2 separate regions of the Mus musculus genome follow, and region 2 is linked to region 1. Evidence: chromatin loops called from intact Hi-C (ENCODE). Cell type or tissue: heart. All regions are shown on one strand.

Region 1 (8,000 bases):
TCATTACATTACTCCAAGTCTTAGCAGGATACATTTGGGAACCATGTTCGGCTTTAAATGGAGAGCAAAGGCTTGCTCTTTAATGGTGATACCATGCTTAAAACTCCTGTCTGTGTCAGCACTTGACTACCATGGAAACTCCCTAGTGCTGTTTTTCTCCATCAACCGCAGCCTTTGTTTTTACTTTTCCCCAGCAGTTGCTTTTCTTCCACTCTAGTTGTAGATTAGCCATTTTTTATTTTTGAAAAGGTTTATTAATTTATTATATGTAAGTACACTGCATCTGTATTTAGACACTCCAGAAGAGGGAGTCAGATCTTGGTAGGGATGGCTGTGAGCCACCATGTGGTTGCTGGGATTTGAACTCAGGACCTTCAGAACAGCAGTCGCTGCTCTTAAACTCTGAGCATGGGGTTTATAATTTCCACAAAATAACTCATAGAAGCGTCTATACTGTCATATTTCTGGCTCTCCACTTACTGCTGCTCTGTCTTCCACACTGAGAGGCTCCATGCTCTTTGGAAATGAAGGTGATCAGAAAGGTAAGCTCTGTCTGGCTTTGTAGACCCTCGGGCCCGAAGTAGGTTTCAGGAAGTCCCAGTCCTACTGATTTGCACACAAGGTCATGTTAAACAGTAGTTTAATGTCTACTTCCTGTCACATGGATTTTGTCACAAGATGTGGAATCTGACATGTCCACCTTCACAATACCATGCACACCTGGAAAACCTCTGCATCTTCAAAACTCCTATTATGACCAATAGTTGAGTTTCCTTGAATCACATCTTTGCAGTTGGTGGTCATGAAAAGTTCAAAGGATTCCAATCAAATATTACTGAAGGATGATCTCTATCACCTTCTCTCTACCAGTTTCATAACTGTTGGGAAAAGTTATCACACAAAACAGAATGTGGAATGCAATGGTCAGAACTTCTAGGAACTAGACCTTCCAGTTTCCAGTGGACTTCCCACTGCATCCGAAAACCAATGCCTCTGTGTGTACCATGGACGGAGATATTATAAGTACCACACACTTCCATTGCCAGAGCTACTCCTCCCTAGGGAATTCATACTTAGTGAGGCTCAAGGGCCAAGAGCCTTTGCTCAAGTTACCATATGTATTAACAAAACCACAATCTAGCTCTCAGTACATGTCACTCTTTAGCTAACTGGACCTGCTCTTCCTGGTCTGGTGACAGTGGCTCCCAGCCTGAACATGGCATGGTTTCTGGACTCCCTCATAGCTAGCTACAGCTACTTTAGAGAAGAATCCTGGAATGAACCTGTAAGTCCCCACCCACTGGTACTACTAATTTCTTGGCTTACCCAGAGTGCTTCATTGGCTGATACAACCAACCAGTTCTCAGGAAAGTAGCAGCTACTCCATTAAGGGATCAAAGATCAAAAGGCTCAGACAGTGAGGCCTTCCTAGCTCTGTCCTTCCAGCCTCTGGCCAGAGAGAGCCCTAGACTGGGAAAATGTATTTTAGTCAAACTTTGGAGTCACCAGATCTCTTCCTGTTCTCCTTCCAAGGCACAGGGTCCTCTTTGTGAACATTACACGGCACAATCAGTGTACAGTGCAGTCATCTCTACTTCATAGAAAGTAAGTCCTGCACCCAAACTTCAGTCAAATTCAAACAGTAACAAGGATTACAGGAAAAACTGGCAGCTGGGTATGGTGGCGCTCACCTTTAATCCCAGCACTTGAAAGTAAGAGAGGCAGAGAGGCAGAGAGGCAGAGAGGCAGAGGCAGGCAGAACTCTCTGAATTCAAGGCTAACCTGGTAGATGGAACAAGTCCTAGGACCACAAGCTCATCACTCAGAAAAACCAGTTTTGAAAAACAGACAACCAAAAAACATAGTCAGTATGGCCATAGTACCAAAAGCAATCTACAAAGTCAATGCAATTCCCCTCAAAATTCAAACACAATTTTCTACACACATTGAAGTTGCAAGTCTCAGGCTGGAGAGAGCTCAGCATTTAAAATTACTGACTGTTCTTCTAAAGGTCCTGAGTTCAAATCCCATGAATCACATAATTGCTTACAATCATCTGTAATGAGATCTGAAGCCCTTTTCTGGTATGCCTGAAGACAGCTAGAGCGTACTTATATATAATAAATAAATAAATCTAAAAAAAAAATAGAAAATGGAAATCTCTACCTCATTTGGAAGAACAAACGCTCCCAGGATAGCCCAAACATTCCTGAACCATAAAAGAACTTCTGGAGACATCACAATTCCTGATCTCAAGCTGTACTACATAGCAATAGTGATAAAAACCAAATGGTATCAGTACAGACAGGCAGATCAATCGAATAGAATCAAATACCCAGAAATGAACGCACACACCTATGGACACTTCTTTGGCAAGGAAGCCAATACCATAGAATAGAAAAGAAAGCATTGTGAACAAATGTTCTGGTCTAACTGGCAGTGTGTATAGAAGAATCACCCTGCACAGGATGGATCAAGGACCTCAATTACAACCAGCTACACTGAATCTAATAGCAGACAAAGCAAAAATATCCTTGAACGCACGGGTACAGGGCACAGAATTTCCTGAATACAACATCAATGGCTCAGGATCTAAGACCAACAGTTAATACATTTCTTAAAAATGAAAAGCTTCTGTAAGGGAAGGACACTGTCAATAGGACAAAACAGTAGCCTACAAACTGACAAAAGATGTTCACCAACCCTATAGCCAATTAAGGGCTAATATCCAAAAGTTATAAAGAACCAACCAACCAGACAAACAAACAAAATTGTAGAAGATACTGGAGAAACTAGGCATTTCTGTGTTTGCCATCTTGCCAAGAAGGTTTCAACACACCAGCCCATGCTTAAATATTCGCGCAGATAAAGCCCCAGAGCAGAGTTATTCAGAGCAGCTAAGACCACAAACAACCTCACAAGTAGCCCTCCCTGTGTAGCAGAGGTTCGCGATGTGTACTCAGCCCCAGGGAGGACTCACCATACTCGCTCCAGTTGTTCAATCGCCTGCCCCTTCCCATTGGAAGCAGCTGCCATATACTCACCATGTCGCGGATTCAGAGCTCGCATGAATTCCCCTCACAGCACCCAGCAGTAGCACACAGAGCAGGACACACAAACCACACCACACTCCTCCTCGGATACAGCACGGAACCAACAGCAAAGCACCGGGAAGCACCCGCCTCCACTTCTGACTGGCAGGTCAGACTGGAGGCCTTGATTGGTCAGCAAGTCTCGAGTGACATAAGCACCTCTCTTAAGGTTAGTGTGTGCTGAAGGGACGCAGTTTAGTGATTCCTGGCCCATGCTGCTGTTCCATGGCCTACCGTTTTCCAGATAAGTAGGGTGAGAGTGCACTGATGGGATAAGGCAAAGTGGTTATGCTAGGACCCCAGGGGCCCAAATGTTGAGAACGCGACCCCTAGAGACACAGCTTGACAATAGATCGCTGCAATGGCGAGAGGTTTTTATTCCGATGCGGACAGGGTTGCTCAGCCTCGCAGGGAGAGTCAACCCAGATTGCTTACAGTAAAGGTTTTTTTTTTTTTTTTACTACTCTTCATTTGCGGGGCTTGGGGGGAGGGTTACACAACTTTATCATTGTTGGCTAGCAAAGTAACAGTTATGTTTTTTACTTTTGGTGTCAGCCAGCGATGTCAGAAACTGTCAGCAAGGTCGGTTTATCTTAGAATTCAAACTGAGGCCGGGGTCCCAGGGACCGTTTTTATTGTTATGGCTAATTTTGAGAACAGCTAGTCTTGCTATGGCAGTTGTGGTCATTTTGACCATTAGTCAGTCCTCTCAGATGGGGAAGGAGGCAGGCAGTCTTGAGCTTCTTTACACTGGCAGGGAAAGGCTTGTTTATATTAGCAGGGAAAGGGCAAGGAGCAGGGGGAAGGGAAAGGCTTCTGTAAACTGAGAATTCCTCAAGCAGCAGGGGGAGGGAAAGTCTTGCTTCTGTCTTCCAGCACTTCCCTTCTCCCTCCTGTAATCAAGGAAGATAGCTTGCAGGGCCCATTATTTAACTTGCAGTGAAATAAACAACCCAGCCCATAGGGGAAGGGCACCCAGAATATTGACAATTGAGGAGATTTTTAGGAAACACTAAGATTTTTGTTCTGAGGTTTCATGGTCAGGTCAGGTCAGGTAAACTGCAGCTATGTTTCACCTGGTAGGCATCAGATTTTACAAAGCCCTGGGAGCAAAGCAGGAAAAAGATGACAAACTCTACACAACAGTATTGCTAGCCAGCACATCTTCCTTAGTGGGAAGAGGAAAAAACCCACAGCTGTATTAATAAAGGTATCCTAATGGACAAAACTGATAGATCGAATCTCTCTGTATATGTAGAAGGTGGATTTATTGGAATGGCTTGTAAGCTGTGGTCCAACCAGTCCAACAATGGCTGTCTGCAAATGGACAGATGAAGAATATAGTAGTGGCTCAGTCCATGTGGCTGGATGACACTGCTGGACTTCAGTCTACATAACAATTAGGAATAAGTAGGCCAGTTTTCCAAAAACTGAGCTTGCTGGTCAGGGTAAGATATGAAGACCAGGAGAGAGAATTACCATCTTCAGTGACCTTTATAAATGTAGTCTGCCACTAGAAGCTGTGGCCTAGATTAAATATATCTCTTATCACTTCAGAAGATCCAGATTTAAAAGAGGGTTTACAACTTAAAAAGATATAATCATGAAAAATCCTTCACAGTACCGGAACTGTAGCAATTTTACTAATTCCATGTATAGCCAATTTGACGACCAAGAATAACCATCACAAGAGGCAAGGCAGAAGAGTTAAGACAGATTTCCTTCCATTTGCAGGCAAGGAGAACCTGGGAGTCATTTCCAAAGCAATGCTTTTTGTTTAATTTTAAAACTTACTTAAATTTATTCATTAATTGTTTTTTACAGTCCATACTTCATCCTCCTCCCTGTCTGCCCCGTGACCATTCTTCATACCATACCTTCTACCCCGACCTCGGTCTCCAAGAGGATGTCAACACCCCACCACTCAGCACCACCAGGCTTCCTCAATCTCTGTGGCTTTAAGTCATTTCATGGTTAGGTACATCTTCTCTCACTGAGGCCCAATGATGCATTCCTCTGCTGTTGGGAGCCTCATAACAGCTGCCTGGTTGGTTGTATGCTGCCTGCTTGGTGGCTCAGTGTCTTGAGAGATCTCAGGGTCCAGGTCAGTTGAGACTGCTGGTCTTTCCCTGGGGCCACCCTTCTCCTCAGATTTTTCCAGCTTTCCCAAATTCAACCATGGCAGTCCCAGACTTCTGTCTATTTGCTGAGTGCTATTATTTGCCTCTGATTCTTTCAGCTGCTTGCTGGGCTACTCAGAGGGCAACCATGCTAGGATCCTGTCTGCAAGCATATCACAGTACCATTAACAATGTCAGGACCCTGGACCCCCGTGAGATGGATCCCAATTTGGGCCTGTCACTAGATGTCCTTTATCTCCTGCTCTTCTCCATTTTGTCCCTGCAGTTTCATCAGACAGGAACAATTCTGGGTAAGAGCTTTTGACTGTGGGATCAAAACCTCATCTCTCCACTTATCATGTTCCTCCACTGGAAGTGGACTCTACAAGTTCCTACTCCCCACTCTAGAGCACTTTATCCAAGATCCCTCCCTTTGAATCCTTAGAGTCTTTCAACTTCCCTGTCACCAGTACATTCTAGAGTGTCCCCCTACCTCCAGAGTTAGCTGTTTCCATCCTCTCTGTTGACCCTCAGGGCTTCAGTCCTGTTCCCCAAACCCAATACCTGATCATGTTCCCTAGTCCCCCTTCCTGTCCCCACTCCCACCCAGGCCCCTCCTTCCCTCTGTTCCTCCCCCACCTTGGTTACTTTCTTTTCCCTCCCAAGTTGGATTGAGGCATCCAGATATGTGCCCTTCAGCTACTTTTCCCACTTGCAAAAGAGCTTCACTCTTTAATGTGGAACAGGGTGTTGGGGCACAAAGGTCCTTGCAGCCACAGATCACCAAGGATACTAGGAATTTTAAATATACAGAGGCCTGCATTCAATGAAGGAAAAAAAAATACCTACATTCAACCTAAATAGCTGGAAGTGCATTTTCGTACTGATCCAGTGACCTTTTGGCTCTTTGTGTAGGCAGATCTCATATAATGTTTGCTATAGAGGCAGACCTTACTCAAATTCTCCAAAATGACTGTCTTTAACTCTTTCCTTCCTAGATGGTTACCAATCATTAGATGCCAGGTCTTCTACCTACAGAAGCCCTCCTCACAGTTACATGTACTTTGTAAAAGGGTTTCTATGTAGTCACATATTAAACTTTATTGTGAACTTGGAATTGAACTGATTGGACTGATTTCTGCCTGGACACCTTTTCCCAAATTGTACTGTGCTTTCAATATGCTGACAATGAACCACATGATATTAAACTTCTTGAATTCTGATACAGGTTGACAAAGTCAGTCTGCACCTAACTCTCATTCTCATCTCTTAGAGTGGCCCACTTTCCTGTCTAATACCTACAGGGGCCTACTTGACAGATCTTTGGCCCACCAGAAACCTAGAATGCCTTGGATGGGAAACATTATCAAGAGTAGAAAACTGGGGCTGGTGAGGTGACTCAGCAGTTAAGAACACTGACTGCTCTTCTGCATGCCCTGCGTTCAAATCCTGGGTTCAAATCACATGGTGGCTTACAACGATGTATAATGATATCTGATACCCTCTTCTGGTGTATCTGAAGAGAGTGTACTTACCTATAACAATAAAGGGGCCAGAGCAAGCAGGGCCAGAGCAAGCAGAGGTCTTGAGTTCAATTCCCAGCAACCACATGATGGCTCACAACCATCTGTTCAGCTATACTCATATACATACAATAAGTAAATAAATCTTAAAAAAAATAGAAAACTTGGGGTGGAAAATATCTTAAATGTTTAGAGAATTGAAATTTCTTCTAGAGCACCGAGTTTTCTTCATTGTCAGTGTATAAGGCTGCACATTACTATGTGTAACTCCAGCTTCAGGAATTCTCACAACATCCCCTGGTATTCCTGGACCAGGAATGAATGGAGTACAGACACACATACAGACAAACACTCATACACAAAAATAATGATTAAATTTATTTTTGTAAAAAAAAAAAAGAGAAAAGTTACACCATAAAACTTATTTCTCAAGTTGGGTATGGTACAGAATTTCTTCCATAGATTGTCAGGATTAATATACTAACAATGGTCATCTTGCTGAACACTCTATTTTTTATTTATTTATTTATTTATTTGTTTTTTGTTTTTTTTTTTTTTTTGAGACAGGGTTTCTCTGTGTAGCCCTGGCTGTCCTGGAACTCACTTTGTAGACCAGGCTGGCCTCCAACTCAGAAATCCGCCTGCCTCTGCCTCCCGAGTGCTGGGATTAAAGGCGTGAGCCACCACGCCCGGTGAACACATTATTCCAATTCAATCCAATCCCCATCAAATTACAAATCAATTCTTCATAGAGTTAGAAAGAGCAATTTTCAAATTCATCAGGAATAACCAAAACTCCAGGATAGCAAAAACTATTCTCAACAATAAATGAACTTCTGGGAGAATCAGTATCCCAGACTTTTTAAGCTGTACTACAGAACAAGAAGAAGAACAGAAGGAAGGAAGGAAGGAAGGAAGGAAGGAAGGAAGGAAGGAAGGAAGGAAGGAAGGAAGAAAGGAGAGAGAGAGAGAGAGAGAGAGAGAGAGAGAGAGAGAGAGAGAGAGAGAGAGAGAGAGAATCTTTAAAAAAAAGAAAATGTTCATAGAATAAAACAGGGGTATGATATTTTGCAAGGACAATTTTTCTCCCCCCTTCCCTGCCTCCCTCCCTCCCTTCCTTCCTTTCATTCTTCTATTTCATTTTTGGTTTTTCGAGACAGGGTTTCTCTGTTTAGCCAAGGCTATCCTGGAACTTCCTCTGTAGAACAGACTTGCCTTGAACTCAGAAATCTGTAGGCCTCTGTCTTCCAAGTAGTAGGATTAAA
Region 2 (8,000 bases), 52 kb before region 1:
TGAATCAAAAGATTCAGGCAGTATTAATGTCACAAATTGGTGCCACCCTGGGAATTAGAATAATATGTTAAGGCAAATTTTATTGTTCAAAATGTAAGTGAAGCACAAAACAACAATACATGCTTGTCATGTGCAAAAAAAAAATCCATTCCAGGCCCAGAAACAATAAAGCTAGGCATCTTGACCCATATATAATCCCATGAGAAGAGCCAGATAGGTAGATCTCTAAATGTAGGTCCATTCTAGTCTACATAACTACTTCCAGGACATCCAGGGTTTCACAGAGAAACCCTGTCTTCAAAAAGAAAACAACAAAACTAAAACTATAAAAACATTACAATAGCAAAATCAGGTAGGACTGAATGGAAATTACTTCTCCACTATCATATTTGATTTAGGGATAGAGTCCATATGATTACAGCATGAGAAAGAAGCTGACTGATCACTTTTAACCACAAGCCAGTAGACACAAAGAACAGGAAATGGGTCTATGGACACTCCAATCCTATCCTCAAGGAGATCTTTCATCTAGAAACTTTCCTCTCACACAAGCTTCAAAGACTTCCCTGCAAATAGTTATTAAGGACAAATGATGCGCAAAGACACCATCACAGATAGGAAGATTTTTCATTCAATTTGACTGCATTCTGCATCTGGTCACTGTAAGTTCACGGTCATCGCAGGATGAAAACATTTATAGTCTAACTTTACTAATTCCTATATTCTGCATCAATGTTTACCCTGTTCGAATGTCCAAACTCTGTGTTGACAGTCAAGGCATTCTCTTGACAGATACATCTTGTAAAATCAGAAAACAATTTATACCTTTCCACCATACAGAGGCATAGAATACATATTCCCATTCAAAAAAATAAAAAAAAGGAATTATAAAGTTAGAGAAGATTAAACCAAAGCAAGACAGAACGCCAGCAGAACAAACACCCAATCCTGTAGTTGTGTCTCAGACTCATGCAGCTTCAGGTTCGAAGGACTTAGATGGCCTACTCCTTCAACTTCTCATAAATCTTCCTTTTTGGTTACTTCCACTCCCTACACACAGCTGTCCACGCAGATGTCCCATCACTCAGATGGATCAGCATCTTTTGGTCTCAAAATGCAACTCAGGCTTCAACCTCACAGTTTCATGCAGGGAAGTCTTACAGTCTCCTCAGTGCAGCTCTGATTCTCTCAAACATAGAAGGCTGGAATAAGTGAGCAACTAAAACCACACACTAAGAATTCATGACATTATCTTTTTCATCTTTCCTAATTCCAGAACCAGTACAAGATAAGTGATCATGCCAAGTTTTGCTTCCAAGTTGTGATGATGGACCCTGCAGCGCTTGGACCACAATTCCAACACTTTTTGCATAGATGCTTCCTGGAACTCTGAATCACTTTGTCTACTCATTACATTACACCAAGTCTTAGCATGATACATTTGGGAACCATCATCGGCTTTCAATGGAGAGCAAAGGCTTGCTCTTCAATGGTGATACCATGCTTAAAACTCCTGTCTGTGTCAGCACTTGACTACTGTGCAAACTCCCTAGTGCTGTTTTTCTCCATGAACCTCAGCCTTTGTTTTTACTTTTCCCCAGCAGTTGCTTTTCTTCCACTCAAATTGTGGATTAGCCACTTTTTATGTTTTAGATTTATTAATTTATTATATGTAAGTACACTGCATCTGTATTTAGACACTCCAGAAGAGGGAGTCAGATCTTGGTAGGGATGGCTGTGAGCCACCATGTGGTTGCTGGGATTTGAACTCAGGACCTTCATAAGAGCAGCCTGTGCCCTTAACCTCTGAGCACGGGGTTTATAATTCCCACAAAATAGCTCATAGAGGTGTCTATACTGTCATATTTCTGGCTCTCCACTTACTGCTGCTCTGTCTTCCACACTGAGAGGCTCCATGCTCTTTGGAAATGAAGGTGATCAGAAAGGTAAGCTCTGTCTGGCTTTGTAGACCCTCGGGCCCAAAGTATGTTTCAGGAAGTCCCAGTCCTACTGATTTGCACACAAGGTCATGTTAAACAGTAATTTAATCTCTACTTCCTGTCACATGGATTTTGTCACAAGATGTGGAATCTGACATGTCCACCTTCACAATACCATGCGCACCTGGAACCTCTGCATCTTCAAAACTCCTATTATGACCAATAGTTGAGTTTCCTTGAATCACACCTTTGCAGTTGGTGGTCATGAAAAGTTCAAAGGATTCTAATCAAATATTACTGAAGGATGATCTCTATCACCTTCTCTCTACCAGTTTCTTAACTATTGGGAAAAGTTATCACACAAAACAGAATGTGGAATGCAATGGTCAGAACTTCTAGGAACTAGACCTCCCGGTTTCCAGTGGACTTCCCACTGCATCCGAAAACCAATGCCACTGCGTGTACCATGGACGGAGATATTATAAGCACCACACCCTTCCATTGCCAGGGCTACTCCTCTCTAGCGAATACATACTCAGTGAGGCTCAAGGGCCAACAGCCTTTGCTCAGGTTACCATATGTATTAACAAAACCACAATCTAGCTCTCAGTACATGTCACTCTTTAACTAATTGGACCTGCTCTTCCTGGTCTGGTGACAGTGGCTCCCAGCCTGAACATGGCATGGTTTCTGGACTCCCTCATAGCTCCCTACAGCTATTTTAGAGAAGAATCCTGGAATGAACCTGTAAGCCCCCACCCACTAGTACTACTAATTTCTTGGCTTACCCAGAGTCCTTCTTTGTCTAATACAACCAAACCAGTTCTCAGGAAAGTAGCAGCTCCTCCATTAAGGGATCAAAGATTAAAAGGCTCAGACAGTGAGGCCTTTCTAGCTCTGTCCTTCTACCCTCTGGCCAGAGAGAGCCCTAGACTGGGAAAATGTATTTTAGTCAAACTTTGGAGTCACCAGAGCACTTCCTGTTCTCCTTCCAAGGCACAGGGTCCTCTTTGTGAACATTGCACGGCACAATCAGTGTACAGTACAGTCATCTCTACTTCATAGAAAGTAAGTCCTGCACCCAAACTTCAGTCAAATTCACACTGTAACAATGATTACAGCAAAAACTGGCAGCCGGGCATGGTGGCGCTCACCTTTAATCCCAGCACTTGAGAGTAAGCCTGGCAGAGAGGCAGAGAGGCAGAGAGGCAAAGAGGCAGAGAGGCAGAGAGGCAGAGAGGCAGAGAGGCAGAGAGGCAGAGAGGCAGAGAGGCAGAGAGGCAGAGAGGCAGAGAGGCAGAGAGGCAGAGAGGCAGAGAGGCAGAGAGGCAGAGAGGCAGAGAGGCAGAGAGGCAGAGAGGCAGAGAGGCAGAGGCAGGCAGAACTCTCTGAGTTCAAGGCGAGCCTGGTAGATGGAACAAGTCCTAGGACCACAAGCTCATCACCCAGAAAAACCAGTTTTGAAAAACAGACAACCAAAAAACATAGTCAGTATGGCCATGGTACCAAAAGCAATCTACAAAGTCAATGCAATTCCCCTCAAAATTCAAACACAATTTTCTACACACATTGAAGTTGCAAGTCTCAGGCTGGAGAGATAGCTCAGCATTTAAAATTATTGACTGTTCTTCCAGAGGTCCTGAGTTCAAATCCCATTAACCACATAATTGCTTACAACCATCTGTAATGAGATCTGAAGCCTTTTTCTGGTGTGCCTGAAGACAGCTAGAGCGTACTTATATATAACAAATAACTAAATCTCAAAAAAAATAGAAAGTGGAAATCTCTACCTCATATGGAAGAACAAACACTCCCAGGATAGCCCAAAAAATCCCGAACCATAAAAAAACTTCTGGAGGCATCACAATTCGTGATCTCAAGCTGTACTACATAGCAATAGTGATAGAAACCAAATGGTATCAGTACAGACAGGCAGATCAGTGGAATCGAATACCCAGAAATGAACTCATACACCTATGGACACTTCTTAGGCAAAGAAGCCAAAACCATAGAATAGAAAAAGAAAGCACGGTGAACAAATGTTCTGGTCTAACTGGCTGTGTGTATAGAAGAATCACCCTGCACAGGATGGATCAAGGACCTCACATAAAACCAGCTACACTGAATCTAACAGCAGACAAAGTAGGAAATACCCTTGAATGCATTGGTACAGGACACAGAATTTCCTGAGCAGAACACCAATGGCTCAGGCTCTAAGACCAACAGTTAATACATTTCTAGAAAATGAAAAGCTTCTGTAAGGGAAAGGACACTGTCAATAGGACAAAACAGTAGCCTACAAACTGAGAAAAGATGTTCACCAACCCTATAGCCAATAAGGGGTAATATCCAAAAGTTATAAAGAACCAACCAACCAAACAAACAAAATTGTAGAAGATACTGGAGAAACTAGGCATTTCTGTGTTTGCCATCTTGCCAAGAAGGTTTCAACACACAAGCCCATGCTTAAATATTCGCGCAGATGAAGCCCCAGAGCAGAGTTTTTCAGAGCAGCTAAGACCACAAAAGACCTCACAAGTGGCCCTGTATACCTGAGGTTCGCGGTGCGCACCCTGCCCCAGGGAGGACTCACCATACTCGCTCCAGTTGTTCAATCGCCTGCCCCTTCCCATTGGAAGCAGCTGCCATATACTCACCATGTCGCGAGGTCTGAGCTCGTCTGAATTCCCCTCACAGCACCCAGCAGTAGCACACAGAGCAGGACACACAAACCACACCACACTCCTCAGATATAGTTTGGAACCGGCAGCATAGCACCGGGAAGCACCCGCCTCCACTTCTGACTGGCAGGTCAGACTGGAGGCCGTGATTGGCCAGCGAGTCTTGAATGACATAAGCAACTCCCTTAAGGTTAGTGTGTGATGAAGGGACTCAGTTTAATGATTCCTGGCCCACGTTGCTGTTCCAGGGCCGACCGTTTTCCAGATAATAGGGTGAGAGTGCACTGATGGGATAAAGCAAAGGGGTTGTGCTAGGACCCCAGGGGCCCAAATGTTGAGAACGCGACCCCTAGAGACACAGCTTGACAATAGATCGCTGCAATGGCAAGACAGGTTTTTATTCCAATGCGCACAGGGTTGCTCAGCCTCGCAGGGAGAGTAAATCCCAACTGCTTAAACTACAGTTTTTTGTTTTTTTTAACTACTCTTTATTTGTGGGGCATGGAGGGAGGGTTACACAACTTTATCAATGTTGGCCAGCAAAGTAACAGTTATGTTTTTTACTTTTGGTGTCAGCCAGCGATGTCAGAAACTTTGTCAGCAAGGTCGGTTTATCTTAGAATTCAAACTGAGGCCGGGGTCCCAGGGACCGTTTTTATTGTTATAGCAAATTTTTGAGAACAGCTAGTCTTGCTATGGCAGTTGTGGTCATTTTGACCATTAGACAGTCCCCTCAGATGGGGAAGGGGGCAGGCAGTCTTGAGCTTCTTTACACTGGCAGGGAAAGGCTTGTTTATATCAGCAGGGAAAGGGCAAGGAGCAGGGGGAAGGGAAAGGCTTCTGCAAACTGAGAATTCCTCAAGCAGCAGGGGGGAGGGAAAGTCTTGCTTCTGGCTTCCAGCACTCCCCTTCTCCCTCCTGTAATCAAGGCAGATAGCTTGCAGGGCCCATTATTTAACTTGCAGTGTAATAAACAATCCAGTCCATAGGGGAAGGGCACCCAGAATATTGACAATTGAGGAGATTTTTAGGAAACACTAAGATTTTTGTTCTGTGGTTTCATGGTCGGGTCAGGTAAACTGCAGCTATGTTTCACCTGGTAGGCATCAGACTTTACACAGCCCCAGGAGAAAAGCAGGAAAGAGATGAGAAACTCTACACAACACTATTGCTAGCCAGCACATCTTCCTTAGTGCGAAGAGGAAAAAACCCACAGCTGTATTAATAAAGGTATCCTAATGGACAAAACTGATAGAACGGATCTCTCTGTACATGTAGAAAGTGGATTTATTGGAATGGCTTGTAAGCTGTGGTCCAACCAGTCCAACAATGGCTGTCTGCAAATGGACAGATGAAGAATATAGTAGTGGCTCAGTCCATGTGGCTGGATGACACTGCTGGTCTTCAGTCTACATCACAATTAGGAATAAGTAGGCCAGTTTTCCAAAAACTGAGCTTGCTGGTCAGGGTAAGACATGAAGAACAGGAGAAAGAATTACCATCTTCAGTGACCTTTATAAATGTAGTCTGCCACCAGAAGCTGTGGCCTAGATTAAAGATATCTCTTTTCACTTCAAATGATCCAGATTTAAAAAAGAGTTTACAACCTAAAAAGATATAATCATGAAAAATCCTTCACAGTACCGGAACTGTAGCAATTTTAGTTAATTCCATGTATAGCCAATTTGACGACCAAGAATAACCATCACAAGAGGCAAGACAGAAGAGTTAAGACAGATTTCCTTCCATTTGCAGGCAAGGACAACCTGGGAGTCATTTCCAAAGCAATGCTTTTTGTTTAATTTTAAAACTTATTTACTTTTATTCATTAATTGTTTTTTACAGTCCATACTTCATCCTCCTAATAGTCTGCCACGTGACCATTCTTCATACCATACCTTCTACCCCCACCTCGGTTTCCAAGAGGATGTCCCCACCCCACCACCAAGCCCCACCAGGCTTCCTCAATCTCTGTGGCTTCAAGTCATTTCATGATTAGGTACATCTTCTCTCACTGAGGCCCAATGATGCAGTCCTCTGCTGTTGGGAGCCTCATAACAGCTGCCTGGTTGTATGCTGCCTGCTTGGTGGCTCAGTGTCTTGAGAGATCTCAGGGTCCAGGTCATTTGAGACTGCTGGTCTTTGCCTGGGGCCACCCTTCTCCTCAGATTTTTCCAGCTTTCCCAAATTCAACCATGGGGGTCCCAGGCTTCTATCTATTTGCTGAGTGCTAGTATTTGCCTCTGATTCTTTCACCTGCTTGCTGGGCTACTCAGAGGGCAACCATGCTAGGATCCTGTCTGCAAGCATATCACAGCACCATTAACAATGTCAGGACCCTGGACCCCCCCGTGAGCTGGATCCCAATTTGGGCCTGTCACTAGATGTCCTTTATCTCCTGCTCTTCTCCATTTTGTCCCTGCAGTTTCATCAGACAGGAACAATTCTGGGTCAGAGCTTTTGACTGTGGGATCGAAACCCCACCTCTCCACTTATCATGTTCCGCCACTGGAAGTGGACTCTACAAGTTCCTACTCCCCACTCTAGAGCACTTTATCCAAGATCTCTCCCTTTGAATCCTTAGAGTCTTTCAACTTCCCTGTCACCAGTACATTCTAGAGTGTCCCCCTACCTCCAGAGGTTAGCTGTTTCCATCCTTTCTGCTGGCCCTCAGGGCTTCAGTCCTGTTCCCCAAACACAATACCTGATCATGTTCCCTACTCCCCCTTCCTGTTTCCACTCCCACCCAGGCCCCTCCTTCCCTCTGTTCCTCTCCCACCTTGGTTACTTTCTTTTCCCTCCCAAGTTGGATTGAGGCATCCAGATATGTGCCCTTCAGCTACTTTTCCCACTTGCAAAAGAGCTTCACTCTTTAATGTGGAACAGGGTGTTGGGGCACAAAGGTCCTTGCAGCCACAGATCACCAAGGATACTAGGAATTTTAAATATACAGAGGCCTGCATTCAATGAAGGAAAAAAAAAATACCTACATTCAACCTAAATGCCTGGAAGTGCATTTTCATACTGACTCAGTGACCTTTTGGCTCTTTGTGTAGGCAGATCTCATATAATGTTTGCTATAGAGGCAAACCTTACTCAAATTTTCCAAAATGACTGTCTTTAACTCTTTCCTCCTAGATGGTTACCAATCATTAGATGTCAGGTCTTCTACCTACAGAAGCCCTCCTCACAGTTACATGTACTTTGTAAAAGGGTTTCTATGTAGTCACATATTGAGCTTTATTGTGAAGTTGGAATTGAACTGATTGGACTGATTTCTGCCTGGTCACCTTTTCCCAAATTGTACTGTGCTTTCAATATGCTGACAATGAACCACATGATATTAAACTTCTTGAATTCTGATACAGGTTGACAAAGT

What was found. Hi-C counts contacts between places; a loop is a spot of excess contacts. Peaks named below come from ENCODE experiments on the same cell type or tissue, not always from the same donor. Only the 100,000 strongest peaks of a DNase experiment are listed, where the experiment ranks them.
Region 2: a loop joins it to region 1, with 2.8 times the contacts of the local background. A loop is called at or near these places in 5 of 42 quality-filtered maps.

Annotation. Positions count from the first base shown.
Region 1 is chr7:42,689,607-42,697,606 of GRCm38, forward strand. It overlaps Zfp975 (zinc finger protein 975), which reads right to left and starts at 3,112. Exons shown (of 4, transcript NM_001008427.1): 1 at 3,045-3,112. The coding sequence starts at 3,047. Gm38998 (a long non-coding RNA gene) reads left to right here and starts at 3,244. Exons shown (of 3, transcript XR_001778103.2): 1 at 3,244-3,345; 2 at 4,917-5,523. In heart, a CTCF peak has its summit at 3,349; a DNase peak (open chromatin) is centred at 3,215; H3K4me3 peaks cover 1,832 bases; H3K27ac peaks cover 967 bases.
Region 2 is chr7:42,637,883-42,645,882 of GRCm38, forward strand. It overlaps Zfp976 (zinc finger protein 976), which reads right to left and starts at 4,722. Exons shown (of 4, transcript NM_001242388.1): 1 at 4,598-4,722. The coding sequence starts at 4,600. In heart, no CTCF peak of the experiment used is centred here; a DNase peak (open chromatin) is centred at 4,769; H3K4me3 peaks cover 1,154 bases; H3K27ac peaks cover 467 bases.